2 separate regions of the Homo sapiens genome follow, and region 2 is linked to region 1. A link is a contact called in ENCODE Hi-C or POLR2A ChIA-PET data. All regions are on one chromosome and are shown on one strand. Each heading gives the region's core, a stretch centred on a gene start or an enhancer-like site at or near the end of the contact. The rest is flanking DNA. Distances are from core to core; before and after follow the strand shown. Region 1 holds the start of C5 (complement C5). Region 2 overlaps RAB14 (RAB14, member RAS oncogene family).

What was found. Hi-C counts contacts between places; a loop is a spot of excess contacts on that map. ChIA-PET counts read pairs that join two places held with the same protein, here RNA polymerase II (POLR2A).
Region 2: a loop to region 1 is called in a map of HepG2, with 2.1 times the contacts of the local background. The contact joins the enhancer-like site here to the promoter of C5 in region 1. A Hi-C loop is called at or near these places in 1 of 168 maps with a recorded cell type or tissue (HepG2). POLR2A ChIA-PET finds 5 or more read pairs at or near these places in 5 of 52 experiments (BJ, OCI-LY7, T-cell and 2 more).

What each region holds. Positions count from the first base shown.
Region 1 is chr9:121,046,733-121,054,485 of GRCh38, forward strand. C5 (complement C5) reads right to left here and starts at 3,543. Exons shown (of 41, transcript NM_001735.3): 1 at 3,450-3,543. The coding sequence starts at 3,514. LOC124902261 (a long non-coding RNA gene) reads left to right here and starts at 6,125. Exons shown (of 3, transcript XR_007061753.1): 1 at 6,125-6,373; 2 at 6,595-6,840.
Region 2 is chr9:121,178,736-121,186,488 of GRCh38, forward strand. It overlaps RAB14 (RAB14, member RAS oncogene family), which reads right to left. Exons shown (of 8, transcript NM_016322.4): 6 at 4,576-4,663; 7 at 4,195-4,225; 8 at 1-2,838. The coding sequence ends at 2,661. Among named protein-coding and RNA genes, the nearest start is that of RAB14, 19 kb to the right of the region's middle. Within about 2 kb of position 4,381, at least 2 of the 41 ENCODE cell types and tissues checked have a DNase peak (open chromatin) inside an H3K27ac peak, as active enhancers do; they include OCI-LY7, where a contact is called at or near this core.

The DNA of each region.
Region 1 (7,753 bases), core at 2,293-4,792:
ATTGAATTCCAGCTGTGGCATCTGCTGGCTGAGTGACCGTGGTAAAGTCACTAAGTCTTTCTGAGGCTAAAATAACTTACTGTGAAAATAATCGCCTTCTTTACCAGGCTCTGGTAAAGATTAAATAAGAACATATATATGAAAAGGTCTAGCACTCTTAGTACTCAATACATGTTAAGATTTATTAATCTCACTAAATTAGTTTAAAGGGAGTGATCTTAGAAATACTATGTTATACTAGTAAACGGATAACGGAAAGGATAGAATATGAGTGAGCTGGGAAGTGCATTTGGAAATGGAAATAGTGATGATGGTCCTTTAAGAGCAAATCATCATCTTCAAACAATAATGGTAATTAAGTACTTGCCACATATCAGAGGCTGTATCAGCACTTTACATACAGCTCTTGTTAATTTTTACAATAAGCCAATGATGCTGGTACTATCATTATTCGTACTTTGCAAGTGGTAAAAGGCTAACTTGGCTAAGGTTATACGGTTTGTAAGTAAATGGGGGAGGCCTTTATATGAGTTCTCAGTTGTTATGTGTACAGTTGAGGTCAAGTTTATATGTTATTCACAACCATAGACTGTTCTCTTATTTTTACTTTTCATGTGATTTATACAATAATGGAAGTGAGTCTATACATGCTTTTGAGTGATTTTTAAAAATTATTTTATTTAAAAACTTACAAATATAAACTGGATTACTAAGTGTATATCACAAGAGTATCTAATTTGAATAGCGAGAACTACATACGCTATTACATAGGAAAAAAAAGTGTTTTAACCCAAAAGGGCATAGTGATCGACTAATTCAAGTGGCCCAACAAGCTTGGAGGGCACCCACCACCCCACCTGGCAGAATTATTCCAGGCTTCTGCCAACATTGTGACATTTTAAGAGTCTGGTAAAAGCAGGAAGTTTTTAGTAACAATGGAATTAATTTATCAGCAATTAAATCCTTTAAAGCATCTGACAGTTATCCTGCATTACAATTAATTTGGATCCACTTACAGGCAAATTACAAAAGAGAGGAAAGAATTTCCAGATTTCCAACCATCATCTGAATTCCCCTTCCCCACATGCCTAGTAGGAGATGGCAGAAAATGAGAGGAGTTCAGTTTTTATGATAATAAGATATATTTACTGAAATTTTGCCCTGTGATAAGGCACTATTCTGAATACTTTATTTGTATAAACTCATTGTGTCATTACAACCACTCTGTGAGGAACTATTACTCCAATTTTAAGGTGAAGAAACTGCTAATTAATTTTCCCAAGGCCACACATATAGGATTTATGAATTCTATAATTCACAAATTATAGAATTAGAAATCGAACCTGAGCAGCCCGTTTCCAGAATTAACATTTTCAACTGTTGTACTAAATGGAATTTATAAAGAGTTTTGTAATTAGAAAAATTTAGGGATATAAAGCTACTTTAATTTCAGTATTTATAGAAGCTTTATGTTTTTAAGTTTAGTATTGCTTTAATTTTGAATTGTGTATGGTAGGGGTCCCCAACCCCTGGGCCATGGACAAATACCAGTCCATGGCTTGTTAGGAACCAGGCTACACAGCAGGAGGTGAGCAGTGGGGCAAAGGAGCATTACCACCTGAGCTCTGCCTCCTGTCAGATCAGTGGTGGCATTAGATTCTCCTAGGAGCATGAACTCTATTGTGAACCGCACATGCGAGGGATCTAGATTGCAAGCTCCTTATGAGAATATAATGCCTGATGATCTGAAGTGGAACAGTTTCATTCTGAAACCATCCCCACCCCAATCCTGGTCCATGGAAACATTGTCTTCCACAAAACCTGTCCCTAGTGCCAAAATGGTTGGGGACTGCTGGTCTATGTGATGGTAGCCGTCAAGCAAAAATACATAGTGTTTAGAAGCCCCTAAAAGAATATTCTGGAACCACCCTTTATAAAGATTTTGGTTCTTATTGACTTATCAGTAGCATAATCTATCCATATAAATAATTTCATAGTTTTCTTTGTCTTTCAATTGCTGCAGAGGAGCAGGAGCTTGCAGAGAGGCAAGAATGTTATTTTGGCCTCTATCTGGAATGCTCTTTCCTCAAATATTTGCATGGTTTGCTTCCTCACTTCCTTCAGGCTCTGTTTGAGTGCAGCCTCCTTAAGAGAACCTTTCCTGGCCACATTTTAAAATAGTGCCCCATAATTATTTTTTAATTCTCATACTCTGCTTTATTTTTTTCTTCATAATACTACCTACCTGACCTTACACATTCTTTCATTGGTTCATTCATTCATTACTTGCTTCTCCCACTAGAATGCAAGCTCTAGGAATTGTCTTACCGTTTGCTATATCTGCAGTGCCTATCATATGTTTAGATGCTCAATAAATATTTGTTGAATCAATCAATCAACCAATTAATTAAAGTGATTGATTGCCATGTTGTAAATGGTACACTCTGACTTCTTCAGAGAAAGTGAGGAAATAATTTTTATTAAGGGCTAGTAGAAAGAATTCAGAATAAGTCTGGACAAGAATCATGGAACCCAGGTCCTAGCCCTAGTTCTGCCACCAATTTGAAGTCACTTAATTTCAGTCTCTCTAAGCCTTAGCTGCTCGTCTTTCAAAAAGAATAAAGGCAGGATGCTAAGGTAGTTGAGTGCTTGTGGCCATGTAAAAAGATCACAGATCAGAAATACGAGGGTGCTAAAAAAGAATGACATCCTAAGTATGTGTTTATATATAATATATTTACATGTATACATTTATGACAAAATGAAAAAAATTGAAGTGATAAACAGGAGACCTTAATAAAAATCCTGTTTCTCTCTCTCTAGAACTGTGACCTTTGGTCAGTCACTTCCCTTATCTGGACTTATTCTCATATATAAAATGAATAGGTTTGATTAGATGATCTGCAGTTACTTTTCAGTATTAAAATATTTCTAGATATAAGATCATTATTTTTAAAACATTACTTAAAATGCATATTATCTCAATAATGACACTAAAAATTGTGAAAAGTCAGCTCATAAATGTATGGTAGAAGTCACTACAACAACAGATTTTCAGATCACAGTATTAGATTGACTCCTAAATAACCCTGGTTTAACTGTGTATAGTCTATGAAAAACACAAAGAAAACTAAACACCAAGTTAAAATAAGCAAAAAATGTCAAGAAAGTTTATTATCTGGAGTTTCTTTTGTGCTTTTTTGAAGAGGAATTTGAATAATCACTTAACGTAAATTTTAATAAATAACAATTCCATAAAAGCTGTCATGTTGTTAGCTACTCATCAAATCAAAATGCTTCCATGACTTTCTCATTCAGAGATGATACTATTCACTTGCTGTTCTCAGAAGTAGCAAGTTATTTTCAAGTTAACAGAATCTGTTAAATTTAACTCTTCATTCGTCATAACTAAGATGCATTGAAAAATGAAGATAGCTTGTTTTACTTACGTTTGCTCCTGTCCCCAGGTTTTCCCCAGGAAGATTAAAAAACAAAGTATTCCCAAAAGGCCCATGGTTGGAGGTAGCAGGAAACCACGGATATAACACTTTTGAGGATAGTCTCCTTTTAAATAAACTGAACTTGAAGAATTCAGATAATCTGGTTAATTATTAATGTCAGAAAGGTGAACCTCTAAGTGGGAAAACTAGAATTGGAACTAAAACACCCTTTCATGCCCAGGAATACAGATAGGGAGTACTTTACAGGAACTTACACCCAGGGAATTTATTTTTATTAATACAAATAAAGGGACCCTAAAATGGGAATTTGGCACTATGAAGAGTGGCTCAAAGCTAGAAACCAGTAAGCCCATTGCTTTGGCCTTTCTTCTCTTGCCCAGGGCATTTGCTTTGATGTTGCATCATCTGCAAGCATACATCTGGCAGGTCCACTCTAATACTGATGAAGACCCACCTGGACTCAGTTTCACACTGAAATGATTTTAGAAGGGGCCTGGTTTAGACAGGGCTCACAAGATGATCTTTTTTTGGTGACCTGAATGGCAGTGTCCTTGGTGCTGCAAATGGTCTGAGCATAACCTAGCTCTGCAAAGGAGGTCTAGGGAATTGTTCCTTGGTCTGTCTCAGTCTAGAGAACACTAGGTGGAGGAAAGTTGTGACTGGCAATGAAAACGCCATGTGGAGGATGCTGTCGTCATTCTCTAAGTATTGGAGAATAGATATTCTCCAATATTTATTAAGGCATATACCACTCGTTCAAAGTTTGTCTTTATTCAGATATAGAATATCTTTCTTTTAAAGAAAACACATGTTATACTTTTCAGTGAGGATTTTAATAATTTTAATATAAGAGCTCCAGAAAAACAAAGCTTCCTATAACAATTGAGTCTAGTAATTAATTCACAATATACTAAAATTTTATCTTTATACTTTTTTTTTTTTTTTTGGAGACAGAGTCTCTTTCTGTCGCCCAGGCTGGAGTCTAGTGGCACTATCTTGGCTCAGGGCAACCTCTGCCTCCCAGGTTCAAGGCATTCTCCTGCCTCAGCCTCCCAAGTAGCTGGGACTACAGGCATGTCCCATCACATCCAGCTAATTTTTTGTATTTTTAGTAGAGGTAGGGTTTCACCGTGTTGGCCAGGCTGGTCTCGAACTCCTGACCTCAGGTGATCCACCCACCTTGGCCTCCCAAAGTACTGGGATTACAGGCATGAGCCACTGTGCCTGGCTGATTTTTAATTAAGTTAATTTTTATGATGTTTTATGTTCATTAGAATTTTTTTATTTACTACCTTCTCTTTTTTAGTACTATTTTTACCTTAATATATAATATGTACTCTTCTTTAAAATAATAAAACAGATGTCTCTAAACATATTTCTATAATGAGATATTTATGATATATAAATGAGATATTTATGGTCACATTGGCATTCTTTGCTTTGAATTAATAAATAATAAACCAAAAATATTTATAAACACTTTAATGCTGAATTCACTAGGGAAAAAAGGAGCACAAAGGGAAATTTGATATACAAATTTCACTAAAGGTATCTCTTGCATATGTCATTGAAATGACAAACATTTGCCACTATTGTCTGATCATCTAGCCCATTTATTTCAAAAGGGAATCTGTGAAATGATTAAGCTGGGTTGCAAAAGATGGGTCAAGTTAAAACAAACAGTACTTTTGCCATCATTTTTGGGAAATGAAATTTAAGAGAGAACAACAACACTCAAATCAAGGTAGGTAATATTTGTATTTTAAGTGCAAATAAGTTTGTTTGCTTGAGCTATAGAGTAAATACTGATAACCAATATTTGCAAGCCATTGTCCTGTTTCTCTGGTAGAAAACATTTAGAGAATGATGGATCTCAAAGATTCTCAACAGAACTGAAGTTTAACAATTTATAGATTCTAAGCTGTGTTTAGTCAAAATTTTTTATCTACCTTCTAAATGTGGCTCACAGATGAACTTTTGAGGCTGGGCACGCTGGCTCACACCTGTAATCCCAGATCTTTGGGAGGCCGAGGTGGGTGGATCACCTGAGGTCAAGAGTTCAAGACCAGCCTGGCCAACATGGCGAAAACCCGCCTCTACTAAAAATACAAAAATTAGCCAGGCGTGGTGGCGGGTGCCTGTAATCCCAGCTACTTGGGAGGCTGAGGCAGGAGATTCACTTGAACCTGGGAGGTGGAGGTTGAGCACAGATCACGCCACCGCACTCCAGCCTGAGCAACAGAGCCAGACTCCATCTCAGAAAAAAAAAAAAAAAAAAAAGATGATTTTTTTTCTTTATAATTTAAAATGTGACCTTTGGTAAGCCTTTCATTTTTATACAAATACTGCATTTCTAAAAGAGAAGAAACTCAGATCTGGCAGAAAGTTTGGTGGTCACCTGACCTTCCTGCTAATGCTGCCTCAATTGTCCCCTCATGATTGAGCCCAAATGACCTAGCCTAGTGCACCAGGCCCCTCTTGAGCCCTGCTTAGTTCTCCAGCCTCAACATTCCATTCTTCACTCCGGCCAAGGAGCTGAATTACCTGATTATTCCCTGAAGTCACCTTGACACCAAGGTGCTCCTAGCAGGATAATAATTTTGTATCTTTCAAATGGATATTCTTTAGTTATTTTGTACTTACTTGGTAAAATATGTCTGGACACCAATTTTCTATTAATACAAACTACAGAACTCTTTTTTATGTATAATAAAAAGATTTTATCATGTATAATTTTCAAAATCAGACAGCTTACAGGGAGGTATATTAATGGGTTGTAAATTTAGAGAATAAAAAATAAGTGACATTGTGTTTGTTATTGTTTTCAGAAATTCAGCCCATCAGATTGCGAACTTCAAGTGCCTGCTGGCTGGCTAGAGTAAGAGAGGTGATGTGACCCATAGCTGCCCCAGGTAATTTTCATGTGCCTGTTCCATGTCCAGAGGCCAGTGGAGAAACAGAGGCGTCTCCTCAGAATTAAATTATTCTAAATGGAGACACGGGAATCATACAAGTTTTGTTCAAGAGTGGTAGGCTGGCACTAGGCAGGTGGGTTATTCTAAGTAAAACCCAGTATTTGTCCCTCTGACTGCTTTTTGGCTCAAGCCCGCAGTCTCACGTTTTAATCCTTTAGGAGAAAGGCTCTACTAAAAGGCCAACTGAAATCCAAAAAGAACTACTTCAGTAACTCTCCATGGGATATAGAGGAGAAAGGCACTGGAGGCTTCGGTGCCAGCAGTTTAAAGACTGACTGGAGAGAGGGCGGAGGTGGAGCAAGATGGCTGAATAGAACCCCCCCCGAGATAGTTCTCCACACAGGAACACCAAATAGAACAACTATCCACGCAAGACAGCACCTTCATAAAAGCCATAAAATCAGGTGAGTGATCACAGTGCCTACTTTTACCGTAATGATAAGGAAAGAGGCATTGAAGATAGGGTGGGGGTAGGGGGGAAGATCTCCCTGTATTGCCTATACCACCCCTCCTCCAACCACAGGCTGCACAGCAGGAAAGAGAATCCGTGTGCTTGGAGGAGAGAGAGCAAAGTGAGTGTGGGACTTTGCACTGGAAGTCAGTGCTGCCCCGTCATGGTGGAACATAACACAGGACAGAATTCTGCAGGCGCCTAGAATTCTGACAGTGCATTTAGGCAGGCCTTGGGACAGAGGAGAATTCTGTGCTCCAGAGGGAGAAACCCAGGTCATGGCTAGCTTCACCACTGGCTAACTAAAGTGGTCTGAGGTCCTGAGTCTATTTGAGTGGCAGTCAGGACACAAGGACTAAAGTGTGTAGACTAAACATAAAATGCTAAGCACCCCCAACTTGCCCCCTATTGACTGAATGAACTCCCACTTGGCCAAAGAGACCCCAGAAACATCTTAAAAATTGAATTCCTGGCCGTGATGGGAAGGGAGGTTAGACATGCCTTGTTATACCCCCTCCCTTTGGAGTTTAGGCACAACTGACCAGCATTCAAGTTAAAATATCATAAGACGGACAAAACAGACTCTGTGGCAATAAGATACCAAATTATAAACAAGACCTCAGGCCATTCATGCAAGGAATCACACCCTACAAACCATAAAATATCATTAAATGAGTTTTAAAAGTTAACCTGGTATAGTCCGGGCGTGGTGGCTCACTCCTGTAATCCCAGCACTTTGGGAGGCTGAGGCAGGCAGATCACCTGAGGTCAGGAGTTCAAGACCAGTCTGGCCAATATGGTGAAACCTCATCTCTACTAAAAATACAAAAATTAGCTGGGTGTGGTGACAGGTGCCTGTAATCCCA
Region 2 (7,753 bases), core at 3,131-5,630, 130 kb after region 1:
AAAAGACTTCAACATTGTACTGGAAGATCTATTTAAGCATAAATAGTACTAAGCACCAATTACTAATCTGAAGGCCTCCTCACAGGTCCAAGGGCAATGAGCAACCTCAAGAGGCAGGTGACTGCACAAGCAGTAAGCTATGGATTAAAAATTAAAAGGATTTCACATTCTTTCCAAAGTGTACTGCCCGGTGTCTGGCACACGCATGTTACAATATGACAATCTGCTCTATTTGTGAGCACCTGAGTGTATTACAGGGGATTACACATGCATATGATAGAATCTGGCTCCCGGTACAGTCAAAGGAGAACAGCATCAGCCACCAAATGTGCTGATCTTACACTGAAAAGGGTTGACTGAAAACATTTCAAGGGTAATGTAAACACAAGAATAAAGCTGTGGGTCTATTACTTAGTGATGTGGTTTTATATGCTACATACGTAGACCTCTCTTTATACAATGAATATGGACAGTGCTGCAATAAAAACTGATGACACGTCAAATTGTTCACCTGAAGAAAAACCCTATTATAGTTCAGAAAATAATGCAACCAATTTTAATTTAATCTAGATACAGGTACTTTATTTACAAATATTTAGATTAATAGCATTTTGTTACATCAAATGAAGAGTACAGCAGTCTGAATAAATCCTTCAGTCACAAAAACAATAAAACCCACTGTAACTAACTTTGGGAGTCAGGGTATTGCACCTCAACAAGCCGCAGTCTTTAGTTTGTGATTGCTACCTTATATCCCAATGGGTGGTTTGTTTGTTTTGTTTTTGTAAATATACACACACACCAGCAGGTCATGGTCCCTGGGTGAGTCCCTTGTGATGCAACAGTGTAAGCAAAATGGATCACTGTAAGTCTTTAACAGAATATACCAATCTACTCCAGAAATCTTATTTTTTAAAAAGTTAAACAAAGACAAAAATAAAAATGAATCCACAAATTAACCAAAGCCTACTTTCTGCACATTCCAGTTTTGGCTTTTATTTAACATTGACTATACAATACTCTGGTACTACCACATGTTTACAACCCAGAAAGATGTACTTTTATGTTAGTGTCTGTAAAGAGGGATTTAAAATGTGTATTTTAAACACAGCAGTTGAGCTGAGTGCATTTTCTATAGTACGCTGAGGTGTTACCTATTCTATTTCAAATAAATTCTCAATTCCCAGCCACTGAATCATAAATGCAATAAAAAAAATCAACAGAAATGAAGAACTTAATAAAACATGTTGTCCAAAAAAATAAGATTGTTTCTCTTGCTATACAGTATTAATTCAGTGGCCAAACCACCTGGTGCAAAGTAATAACTTACTTTGTATCAGCACAAGCGCTGAAACACCTTTAGAAACACTTTCCCTTTTACAAAACAATTTATGCCAACATGACATAAAACAGCCCCTCACACTGTGAACACAGGGATATCTTAAGTTATTTCACTGTAGGGTTAAAAATGCACAATTTAAAATCCCTTAACAGCAGACCTGTGGTTCTGACTGTCCAGTTCAGAATCTGACCATTCCAAGAAGATAAAGGTATAAAAGCTTAAAATGTGCAATAGTAAACCCAGCCTTTTTTCTTTTTCTATACAGTAAGGCAAGAATGCAGCCTGTAATGCAAAAACGTTTACAAAAAGAGAAAAGCAGGTTAGCACATTGTCGATTGCACAAGAACAGTTAAGAAAATCAGCAGGTAAGCAACAGTGCAAAGATGGAACAGAATCTGCTAGTGTTAATCCTCTGATGCTAGGAGCTCTTTCCAGCATAATGTCCCCAAACACTGCCAGCACCAAGGGGTGGAGCCAGTACTACTTGTGAACTGCAGTTGTGTCTATTTCTTTGTGTGAAATGGAAGGGAGTAACATGGTCACATATAGGTCATACTGTACAAACTGGTATTTTATACTGTTCCAATGCCAGTAATCAATTTATTTTCTTCATTAAAATAATATACACAGAATGTATTGTTAGTTCGATTCCTTCAAATTTTATACATATTTACTTTCTGTTAAAGAGAAAAGGATAAAATGGTATAAAAAAAGATAAAGCTATTAATTAAGCACGAGAGAGAAGATAAATGGATATTTTCCCTGTGTGAGGCTAAGACAGAAGCAAATCTCGTTAAGAAAAATGCCACCCACACAACAGGAAATTTATCCAAAACAAAACAAAAGCAGTTATAGAACCCCTTCTCTACCATCAGAAGTAATTTCACAGCAATAAACTTATTGGTTACAACAGACATACTTGAACAGTTAAGGATGGGAAGAAAGGCTTAAGATATCACCAAATTAAACCGTACAGTGAGACAAAGCCTTGCCAAAGGGAGGGTAAAAATCATGAAGTCCAGCATCAGTGCTCGGTTTAAATCATATATTGGTGACATACTTATCACGAGGACAAGGGGGAAAAAAAGTCTAGATTTACCATGCAGGAGAGATTTATTACTCTACTTGCCTTTGATAACCTGATTACATCTAGTTGTTTAGCAGTTTAGTATTGTGTTAAACTGTTTTTACAACAGAGTTTTTTCTTTTTTTTTAATTAAACCCAGTAAGATGTACAGAAGACAATGAGGCAGTAAAAAGTACTGCTTCCAACAGACAGAGGTGAAAGGTCAAATGAGGGGCCACAGCAAAGAGGTCACTAGCAGCCACAGCCTTCTCTCTGGGGTTGGGGTTCACTGGTTAGCCGGCCTCCCTGCGGGGCTGAAGGTTTGTGTTGTACACCAGACTCAGCAGCATTCAGATCCAAGCTTCCATCCTGAATGTTCTGATAGATTTTCTTGGCAGCCTCAAGGAAGGCATCTTCTACATTCTCTCCCCTAAGAGGCAATTGATAACTTTATTGGAGAACCACAGTTTTCTACAAAAGACAAGACACTGACCTTTTGCTAATCTTTAGTTAACTGCCATGATGTCTCCAACTTAACCACTGTCATCTAATAAGAGATTACCAGAACACTGAGCTAAGAGAACATGGAAAACTATTTTCCTTTTTTTTTTTTTTTTTTTTTTGAGACAGAGACTCACTCTGTCACCAGGCTGGAGTGCAGTGGCCCGATCTCAGCTCACTGCAACCTCCACCTCCCAAGTTCAAGCGATTCTCCTGCTTCAGCCTCCCGAGTAGCTGGGACTACAGGAGCACACCACCACGCCCAGCTAATTTTTGTATTTTTAGTAAAGACAGGGTTTCACCATGTTGGCCAGGGTGGTCTCGATCTCCTGACCTCGTGATCCGCCTGCCTTGGCTTCCCAAAGTGCTGGGATTACAGGTATGAGCCACCACACCCGGCCGGAAAACTACTTTCTATGGAAAGCATACATACATACGTGTACTGAAAGCCCTTTCTACAAACCCTATTTGGACAACTACATGTGTTATATGCAATCATTAAAATACTGTATGTTAATACACACCATGACAATTCAGATAGGTCATTTCTGTGATAACAGAGAGGATACTCCAAACAGAAATGAAATCTCTCTGAACATGCTGAAAAAAATTCCAAGAATAATATGGTCTGCTCAGCCAAGCATGAACTGAGCTGTTTTTAATCGGGTAATGGTGACATAATCATGCTTAGCCACGTTAACACCTCCATTCAGTTTTCTTTGGACTAATAGCACAGCTGAGACTAAACGAAAACAGGTTAGCCTCTCCTCACCACAAGAAATTTTTGGCCTAATAAATGAAGAACAATGATGGGTGTACCACAGTTCAATAGCAGACATGGAAGAACAATTAGAAAATGTTCACTATGCTTCTGAGTAGACACTATTCCCTTAAATCATGCTTTTTAATGTGATCAGAAGTATTACAGGAAGAACAGATTGACCAAGCTTGTCTGAGATGCCAAACTCAACCTCACTTGTGAAAAGTCAAACACTGTCATTTGGGAAAAGTCAAACACTTTTGAAATGTAAACAAAGTTTCATTTATTAACCTGGGTTACCAACAGGCATAATCAAGGTACAATCTTTTAAGTAACAAAAATTCATATTATTTTGAAATGTAAAAAAGGAAGCAAAGAGATGTTTGCTGTTCTTCCTGCAGTAAGCATTACACATTTATAGATAGTACTTTATATGTGTATATACATTATATACTTTTCATATATACGGTTCTACTTTGAGAAACTTGAATATAATTGAAATATCTGTATTTTGGTCACACTTACGTTTTTGCACTCGCTTCGAGGAACAATAAGCCTAAAAATAAAATTCAGACTATAATTAGGACACTTCAAACTAACTCACAAGTGCACTTCTTTAGTAACATCTGAAAAAGTTTCCCATCAGTTTTTAGTACTCCTCCCATAGTATTTTATGAAAAAGTATGTAAGTTTGAGGTGGAGAGCATCTTTATATTTGTCACTAAATAACTGTACTGCTCCAACATAAATCACACAGAAATAGAAACACATTGTTACTTCCTCATTCTTGAGATTTCTGAGTCTGCATTTAAAAAAAAAATGCAAAAAAAAACCAACAAAACTGTCAAGCCCACCTTTCCTTAAAAATTCTCCCAATTGTGACCATTAAGTCTTAAAGAAACTCACCATTTTCTTCAGCAAACTGTTTGGCTTCTTCATATGTAACATCTCTCTGTGCCTCCAAATCTGCTTTATTTCCTATGAGAATTATTACCTAATTTGTGATCAAAAGAAAGACACCTTGTAACAAAAGCAGTAATTTAAACCAACCATGCAAATTCTGAAATCCAAAAATCTTGATAGAAAAAATGACTGGGCCTAAAAAGAAAACCAAGTACTAGCAATTATCCACTAGACAGGGCTACAGATTCATGAAGTCATTACTACAAAGGACCTTAGCAATGATCTAGGTCAGGGGTTGACAAACTTTCTGTAAAGAATAAATACTATATTCTTCAGGTTTGTGGGCCTCATATGGTCTCTGTTACATGTTCGTTGCTGGGTTTTTTTGTTGTTGTTTTTAACAACCCTTTAAAAATTTAAAAATCATCCTTAGTTCACAAGCCAGTCAAAAACAGGCTGTGGGCTGAATGTGGCCCACAGGCCATACATACTTTGGTGACACCTGGTCTAGTCCAAAGATTACGATATAGCTGAGTAAGATTACTAAGGGTTCATGGACAAGCTCCAGGGGATCTGTAAATACCTTGAAATACTGTAAATACTGTAATTGTGGGCATTCCCTAGAGGAGAAGATTCATGGCTTCCATCAGGTTTTCAAACAGTTCTGAGATCCTCAAAAAGTTTGAAAGCCACTAGGTTCAACTCCTTTAGGCTATCAGTAAGGAAACTGAAGCTCAAATAAGGCAAAAGGACTTGCTGAAGGTCACTCAGTGAGTCAGTGGTAGGAGGACATTAGATCTCAGGTAGAAACCCAAACTGAGATCTTGAGACAAATACTATCCTACCCCACACTATCCCTAGAAAGGATTGAGTTTATAGTTAACAGTAACTGATAAGAGATGTCTATGTGTATACACAAGGGGCAGCTGGGAGTAGGGGTTTGGGGGCACGTATGCAGTAAGTTCAAATCCAAGGCAAAATATCACCCACCAACCTATATCCACCTTGGAACCATTCATACAAGTGAAGTTAGGCCAAAGTTAAAGGCAGCTCTGCAAAGTTGTAAGAAAAAAATATGTACCCTTGGGAAACAGCAAAGGGCTTTGGCCTTTACCTGGGGTGGGGAGGGGGGTTATGGATAAACTGTCTTTGTACATTTATGAGCTTATTTGACACCAACTGGTAAAATCCTTCCCTTTTTCCCCCTTCCAAACAGATATGGTAATCTAGATATGAACACTTTAGGAATGGATGGTTTCAACTAAAAGGCACTTCAGCCATTAACTTTTTTTCATGTAAAATTACAGCTCCTGGCTCTTCCACTTTCAAAAATGTGTGTCCATAAACCAAATAATCATTTTTATCTGAATGTAAACCTCATGCAAGGACAGTTAAGTAGTACAACAAAAGTGAGCATTCTTTAAACAGTGTGGACAAAGTGCCCACTGTGAAGGGGAAGAAACTTTCATATACTATCCATTAGTATTTTAAAAGAATAAAATAATGATACTTAAAAAGGAAATCAATTTATAAAAAATCAAGTCTGGTAAAGCCACAATGACTAGCATAGGGCCATTACAAGATAGGTACTCAAAACAAGAAATACTGCCCTGCTCCTGATTCCCTATGAATCTCCAAATAAGGCTTCTTATCTCCCTGAAAGGGAAGACATAAAGTGGCATGCTAATTACAGAGATACAAAACATGCCCACAACAAAATGGTAGAGAACACAACTTCTACACAGAAATCAAGGGCAATTCTATAGAAAATGGAGCACTTAAGAAAAACTCAAGAAATTTTTTTTCTCCTGATCTGGTTCTATTTCAAAGCACATAAATGAGGCAGGAAGGACACAGGGCGGTAAGGTTAATTTTATTATACTCCTCCACGGGCCCTCTACAATGAGTTTTGTTTTTAATATTTTACTTGAAATAGCTATAGAGTCACAGAGACTTACAAAAAATAACAGTGAGGTCCTGTGTACCCTTCACCAAACTTCCCTAATGGTAGGATGTTATGTAACTATAATACACTCTCAAAACCAGGAAACTGACATTGGTACAATCTGCAGCCCTTATTCAGATTTCAGTTTTTACACATTCTCAGGCACATGTGCGTTCGTGCATGGGTGGTTCTATGTAATTTTATCTCAGGTGCAGATCTCCATCATCACTATCAGGATACAGAACTGTTCTATCACTACAAAGAAACTGCTTCTGTGCTGCCCTCTATGTCATCACACCACTACCACCCTCCACCCCCTTTGCTAATCCCTGGCAATCACTAATCTACTCCCCATCTCTACAATTTTGTCATTTTGAGAATGTTTTCTAAATGAAATCATACAGTATGTAAACTTTTGAGATTGGCTTTTTTACTGGGTATGATGCCCTTGAGAACCAGCTCAACTGCTGCATATATAAAGAATTCATTCCTACGTACGGCTTAGTAGTACTCCACTATAGAGATGTTCCGAACTGTTTAACCATTCACCTGTCAATGGCCAGGTTGGGAAACACCTAGGTTTCCAGTTCTGGGCTACTGGAAATAAAGCTGCTATGAACACCCATCTATAGGTGTGTATGTAAACCTTGGGTTTAATGCGATAATGGAAATGAAAGTTTCAGGCACAGTCCCTAGCATGATAGGCAAACAATGTTAACTGACTCTCAATATGATTAAACCACCATTTCCTGATAAAAGCTCATCTTACCACTGATAACACAGTTCTTGAAGGAGGCCTCTACCAAATGTTGGGGGTATAAAGCCAAGTGAGACACAAGCCTTGTTCCTGAGAAACTCAAGTCACAGCTCAGTGTGTCTTTCCTCACATTGTTCCTGGCATACCCTCAACAATATCTACTGAAACTTCACTCACCCCTCAAGGACCAGCTCAAACACCACTCCTCTGTAAAGCTGCTTTCTCTCCAGACGGCACTGATCATCCTAGGCTCTCCAGCACTGTGCCAGTCCCTCTATTTCTAATTCGTGCTTCAATCTACTTTGCAGCACAGTTATCTGCATATCTGCTGGTTCTCTCCCTGCTAGACTATAAGCTCTTTGGGACCAAGGATCCATGTTTATCTTTGTATACTGCAGAGTCTAGCATGGTGGCTAGCCTTTAAAATCTCAATAAATATCATCTCAGTCTGGTTAAGAAGCTAATGTTTTAACACATAT